Regions from separate parts of the Homo sapiens genome. Here region 1 is linked to region 2. The links are chromatin contacts, found by Hi-C in ENCODE. All regions are on one chromosome and are shown on one strand. Each heading gives the region's core, a stretch centred on a gene start or an enhancer-like site at or near the end of the contact. The rest is flanking DNA. Distances are from core to core; before and after follow the strand shown. Region 1 holds the start of CCDC192 (coiled-coil domain containing 192). Region 2 holds the start of CTXN3 (cortexin 3).

The links. A loop is a pair of places that touch in the nucleus more often than their neighbours do.
Region 1: a loop to region 2 is called in a map of ovary, with 2.0 times the contacts of the local background. The contact joins the promoter of CCDC192 here to the promoter of CTXN3 in region 2. A Hi-C loop is called at or near these places in 2 of 168 maps with a recorded cell type or tissue (aorta and ovary).

The regions. Positions count from the first base shown.
Region 1 is chr5:127,701,430-127,704,885 of GRCh38, reverse strand. It overlaps CCDC192 (coiled-coil domain containing 192), which reads right to left and starts at 1,495. Exons shown (of 7, transcript NM_001317938.2): 1 at 1,379-1,495. The coding sequence starts at 1,440.
Region 2 is chr5:127,647,357-127,650,621 of GRCh38, reverse strand. It overlaps CTXN3 (cortexin 3), which reads right to left and starts at 1,540. Exons shown (of 3, transcript NM_001048252.3): 1 at 1,234-1,540.

The DNA.
Region 1 (3,456 bases), core at 246-2,745, 54 kb before region 2:
TTTATTTATTTATTTATTTATTTATTTATTTATTTATTTATTTATTTTAGATGGAGTTTCGCTCTGTCGCCCAGGCTGGAGTGCAGTGTCGCGATCTAGGCTTACTGGGGAGATATGTTATCTCTTTAGCTGCTTTGTTCTGGGAAAATAAAAGAAAATGAGTGTTTGCTAAATTTCATTAGCTTTAATAAATGGATAAAGCCTTACTCCCTCCCATAGATTATTTAATTTTTGAGGCTTATGGAATCCTTTGCACAAATAAACAACATTTTACATAAAATCTTAGATTTGTGAATTTCTCATATCATCCACAGACCATAGACCCAAGACGAAAAGCAAATAAGAACAAGGATCACACATTCACATAAGGAAAATACATTTTAAAACTTAACGAAGCAGGCCAGGCACGGTGGCTCATGCCTATAATCCCAGCACTTTGGGAGGCCAAGGTGGGCAGATCACCTGAGGTCAGGAGCTCAAGACCAGCCTGGCCAACATGGTGAAAGCCTGTCTCTACAAAAATACAAAAATTAGCTGGGCATGATGGCAGATGCCTGTAATCCCAGCTACTCAGGAGGCTGAAGTGGGAGAATCACTTGAACCCGGGAGGCAGAAGTTGCAGTGAGCCAAGATCACTCCATTGCACTCCAGCCTGGATGACAGAGTGAGACTCTGTCTCAAAAACAAACAAACAAACAAAAACTTTAAAAAGCAGAACCATGGTTGCATGTGAACATCCCACAAGGATACTGCCCTATAGGATGTAGCTCCTGCTACAGAGATGTGGCCACCTCTCACTCAAGATTTAAAAGAAAATTGTAAATGGAAGATATTTCCACATTTGAAAGGGAAATGAGTATGGTGTCAACATGCAAAATTTCTAGTAATTAAATGCAGATCAATTAGAGAAGTGAACTGTACTTCCATATTTCTAGCCAACATTGATCTAGGTTTTTATGTGGGGAACATGTAGAGGAGGAATGACCCAGCTTTTTGTGTGTGCATCTCTTGGCAAGAGAGTAGTGAAGATGACATTTCCTTTCAACTGAAAGAAGGCTGGCTTCATACCCTCCCCCTTCCCACATCAGTAAAATGGCTGGGGTGGGTGAGTGTGTGATTTTTAGAAGACCAAGTAAGGGACAATTTATTTGTTCAACAAATATTTATTGAACCCCTACTGTGTGTCAGGCCATGCCCTGTGATCTGGGAAGACAGCAGCTTTCAAAGAAAGGGGTCACTCTCCAGGAAAGGATAAAAAGTCTGTCTGCTGTTATTCCCCAGACTTTAAAGAAAGATTTTTTTTTAAGTACTGAGTGAAAGCTACTTTATCCAGAAATTCCCATGAATTATTTTGGGATGAGAGGAGCTGGGAACTCACCTGCTTCTCTCTGAGGTGTCAGACTCTGGGACCACAGATTTCTTGCTATAGCATTGTCCCATCTCAAGCCAGACCCACTGGGATCCCCTGTCCCTGGGACAGACGTCAACAGGCATCATTCTTTAGAGTTTTAGAATCCCTGCTATTGCTCTGCTGTCCCTTGTTGCTAGGCTACCACAATGGATGTGGAAAAGACAGTTAACTTCCCAAAGAAAAAAATCTCCGTTACAAAGCTGCAGTAACCTCTCAAAACATCTCACAAATCAGATCCAGGCATGAGAATAGGTGAAGAATCACCACATAGCCATCATTTCTGGAAAACTCATTCAAAGTGGAACAGAAACAGTGGTTTTGTGCTCAAACCAAGGCATGTTTACATCCAGAACCAATGCTAAGGAAACAGCCACACTGCTGTCTGAGAGGGGTGCACACCCAGAAATGCATTGGTTTACAGGCAATCAGTGGTGTCACCACAGACCAACCCCTTATTGTGATGATCTGCTTTCCCTGGGACCCGCCGGCCCCAGACAGAAGACCCCACCCGGCCACATTCTCATGAAAGCTTCTTTCCTAACACAGGATTGCACAAGTGATTCATTGTGCCTGATTAGCTGGTAGTTTGCTCACTGTTCACCTGCAACTGCTGCTCCATCTTCCCTGTTGCTTGTCCAAAGACACCAGCTACTTTCTCCCAGCCAGTTGCTGTATCTCTCCCTGGATGCATTTGTAGACCCAGGTGAACCTGTATCCGCTTCACTTTCTGCTCTGACAGGAAGTACAGGTAGGATCCCTGCAGTCCACAGCTCAGAATCATTCCTGGATTTTGGTCTGTATGTCCTGGACTCACCCAATCTAGTCACACGGCTCATCCTAAAATAAATTAGACTGGCATGACAGCAATGTTTCTAATCACAGAATTTGCTTCTAGGGTTAGAGCATTATAGAGCAAGTAACTACAATAGTAACAGGAATGAATAGTTAAGACTGATCTATTAAAGAGTATAATTAGCATTTACTTCTTCAACAAAACTTCAAGTGACCCAGCCCCTTGGTAAAAAAAACCCTATGAATAAAATTAAGAACTATTGAGCGGTTGTTGTTCTGGATAGAAAAGCCAACACTAAATGGGTAGTTGTGGAAAGGCAAGGATTGGGCAATCGGCCTTGCATGTAGTTAGCAGCCTGTTGGGGATCAGAAATCATCTTACCTCTCTGTGCTTTGGATTTGTTACTTTAAGAAAGAACCAAATTAGCCGGGTGTGGTGGTGGGCGCCTGTAGTCCCAGCTACTCGGGAAGCTGACGCAGGAGAATGGTGTGAACCCAGGAGGCGGAGCTTGCAGTGAGCCAAGATGGCGCCACCGCACTCCAGCCTGGGCTACAGAGCCGGACTCTGTCTCAAAAAAAAAAAAAAAGGAAGAACCACTTGAACTATTTCTGTCATCCCTTCTAGCTAACATTTTTGTTCTGTTTCTTTAGCTCATCTCATTTAAAAAAAAAAAAAAACCCACAGAGTAGATTACACTTTAGTGCATTTTAGAGGAATGTCCAGATGTTCACTGTGTAGTTGTAGTCATAATATTTTATAAAAGAAAAGTCATCTCAATAATGGCTGGTGAAAGGCACTGTAGGCACTAATTATTTGTAATGGTTATTAATCTTATCATACATCTAGCTGATCAAAAAGAGAGGTGGAGAGATATGGCTAGTACAAAAGCAGACTTTCAAAAAGTCCTTGAAAAACAAAGTGACTTTTCCATTCCCATTTCTCCTTTAAAAAAATACTGCATGGGAAGGATTTCAGAAGGTAGTGCTGAGGAAATTGGCTGGGTCATTAAAGGCATATTGACCTACAGAATTCTAAGCATGCTAACTAATAAAATTAATGGTATTTTTCTTTTATAATTAAGGAAAAGTACTTATGAAAGTCACTCAAATGATTTTATTTTAAAAAGTTGAGCTTTAGTTTAGAAAAACTACATTTTCTCCCTCTAAATGTAAAGAAAACAAAGAGGTATTATAACAAAACTTCTAGAAATACATATAAATCATTGACACTTCCACCATTAACATTGTTTTAA
Region 2 (3,265 bases), core at 291-2,790:
AATTCAAAGAATTCATGGCCCTCTTGCTTACCAGCAAAGAACTTCAGGTAAAGATTTCCTGGCTCTTTCTAGGTGTTTCATAGATTTTAAATCCTCCCACTCCCCTTGTTTTTGGCTCATATACACGGCAACATCTCTATATTTTTTTCCAAGTACAGCCCTCCTGTTCCAATACAATAGCCCTGATGCTTCAAAATTCAAAGGGGGGCTAAGGGTAAATATATTTTATACTCTCAAAACATAGACTCAAGTCTACTAGAAAGCCTACGAACAATGATTTCATAAACATGAGGATGTCTTCAGCTACAGATGTCAACAGGCAGTTTCAGAACTGTTGCCAGCCCCCACTGCTGCACTGGGAAGTCTGTTCTCTGCTTGTTTCTGCAAAGTCAGCCTGCAGACACGTCTGCTTGGGCTGGGAGTGGACCCTGTTATTCTCAACTCACTGCTGCTTTTAAGCTCTGGGTCAGCAGGAGACCTTTGTCTTCAGCCTCAGCCCCAATCTCAGCTTTACTTCTTCCCCATCTTCATCTTCCTCTTAATATCTGCTTGAGGAATTTTTAAGGGACTGCAGGGCAAGGCTACTGCCTAGCTGAGAACATCAGAAAACACCATGAGGGTGCCTAGTCAGGAATCGGTGGTATCAGAAGGCACCCTTAACGAACTGGAACTTTTAACTTCAAATAATAAGCCCTACTGTTCCACCTGGTTTTCTTTGTCTTTCTTTGTGTGTTTCATAGTGAAAACGGCTACTTGCTGATATCTCAAAAGGATAGTGCTGCACACAGCTTATCAGCCAGGGACAGTCAACGCTGTCAATATGAGTGGTTGAGTTGTGATCCTTTGTAAACAAATCAGAACATCCTTGTTACATTTTGGAAGGTTGGACGTTTTAGGTGACTGAAAAAAAAAATACGATAATGGGCAAACAGCTTTCAGAAATAAATTACTGCAGCTTAGGAAAGAAAAAAAAGCCTGTTTTACTACTTCTTCATCCAGTATCAATAACATTATAAACTTAACCATGCTTTAAAAATAAAGGCATCATTACATTTTACCCCCTCGCTTCTTAACTTTATCTAGCAATTGTTTAATTAGACTTATCTAACAGCTAGATCTAAATTCACAACTATGATCCGAAAGGCATGTATGCGATGATTGCTCATGCATCAATTGTAAAGTTAGAGAAAAGCATTTAATTAGCCCGTCAAAGATACAGGTTGGGTCAAGTACCTGGCTCTGGCTGAACAAACACTTGATCCATTTCCTGGTGGAACAGTTACAGGTAGTTACAAGCCTCTTTAGTTTCCATTCTTCCCGACCACGCTGTGTGAAAGCAGTAGACAGTGGTAGCTGCAAGGCAGCTGATGGCACACCCCAGGTCTAAAGCTGTTGTTTCAGGCTTAGAAACTTCCCATTAAAACCCCGAGTTAAAGGAGCATCGTCTTTCTGTGTGAGGCATCATTAACGGCCAATACTGCTGCTTCTTTGAGGTGAGCCATGATTTCAGTTCTGCCTCAGCAACTCTTCAGAGGATTCTGCTTCAGCGAGTAGAGGCAGTATCCTAGCAGTGTGTCTGAAATCATCTTCAAGAAAGCATTAACATTCAAAAGGAGTACGGGGTTGGGGGGTGGGGAAACATCACAGGCATTCCTATACCTTTTCAAAATCAAAGCCATAAATCTACCAGTGCTCTGTCCTCTTTATTGATTGTTGACACTATTCCTCTTTGGGAGTGTCAATTAGCACGTCGCAGCAAGTCTTCATATTGATTATTGTTGATGACCTTCAGGCCAACTCAATTAACAGGAAGACTTCTGGGGAAGGGCATCAACTTAGCATTTGGGAGAGGGAGAAAAGGCTCATTTTCCTAAAGAAAACTAAAGTGACCTTTCCAAAAAGCAGCATTTATGGGAAGGAAAGAACCATTTAAAAATATCAAAATCATAGTTTCACCACCTGTCACCTGCTTGTAAATTAGCTGGGCAGTTGGTTGCCAGGTCCAGTGTCTCTCTGAGCAGCCTGCATAATTGTGGCATTGGGAAAGCCCCCACCCCACACAGGGCACCTGAGACCACTCGATGAATAAAGAAGATTGATTTTTGTGAGAGAAAGTTGTTCTCATTCTGCAGATTCTAGTTACTTGCTACAATGCTTAAATTACTTTCGTTGGATAAGTAAATTTGGAAAATATTTTAGGATAAAATTCTTCATTAAAAAAACACTTCTCTAAGAAGAATTCAGCCTAATGCTTAAGACGGAGCATCCTTGTTTTTTGGCAACTCACCACTTTCTTTGTTGAAGTGGCGGCACAGTTAGCGACAACACACCCACCCACCAAATGATGGGGTGCGTGATATTTAAAGCTGCCTCTGACTGTGCCTGTCAGCTATGCTGTCTCCTCAGCTCTTGTGAGCAACCGGCCATTACCCAAAGGCTCTAGGAAACTGGAACCAAGCTCATCTTCTAAGAGGGAAACCCCATCTGCTCACAACGGACCACAATCCTGGATAGGATAGGCCTCGGACCCCAAAGGAACCTTTCAAATCAAATGCTAAATGTTAGGATCGAATGCTTGATGTTAGAGTCTAACCTCAAGACAATATGCAGGTTCTTTCCCCATTTGTTTTCCTAATTTTTAACTGAATTTTCTTTCCAATTCATTTTACTTACCCTATTTTCAGACACACACATACCACACACCGTAAGACAATGGGACACATGAAATCCAACTGAGCACGATCATCCTGTACTAACTGGCATCCCTCTTGCATTTAGTCAATTCTGGCAGAGGGAGTGCCTGTTTTGGCAATGCCAACAGAGTGTGGTTGAGGAATCTTTCCGACCTCACCCTCCTTCCTATAATTATCATTCCATGCGGTGAGAAAATATCATAGTTAGACATGAGCCTGGGTGACTGTAGCTTACCCTGCCAAAGAGGCCTTCTCGGATATGGTTTAGCCTACAGACTCGTAGAGGGAGAAGGGAACCTGAAAAGGCCTGGGGCTGTCCTCTAGCTACTCTGCAGGCTGAAACCATCCCAGAGAGATGAGTGCCTGGCCTATTTTAAAAAGTCTCCAGAGAAGTAGATGCCATAACTTCCTCTGACAACCTCTGTTTAAACAAACTCCTCTGCTGCTTACTTAGTCTAAATGTGTTGGCGCATTTCTTTTCATTCTGTCCTTGCTGCAAAAAGTCAGGCACTAACCACTCCAAAATTTTGTTAGAATGCCCTTTCCTTTCAGAGAAGCCGAACTAGATAAAC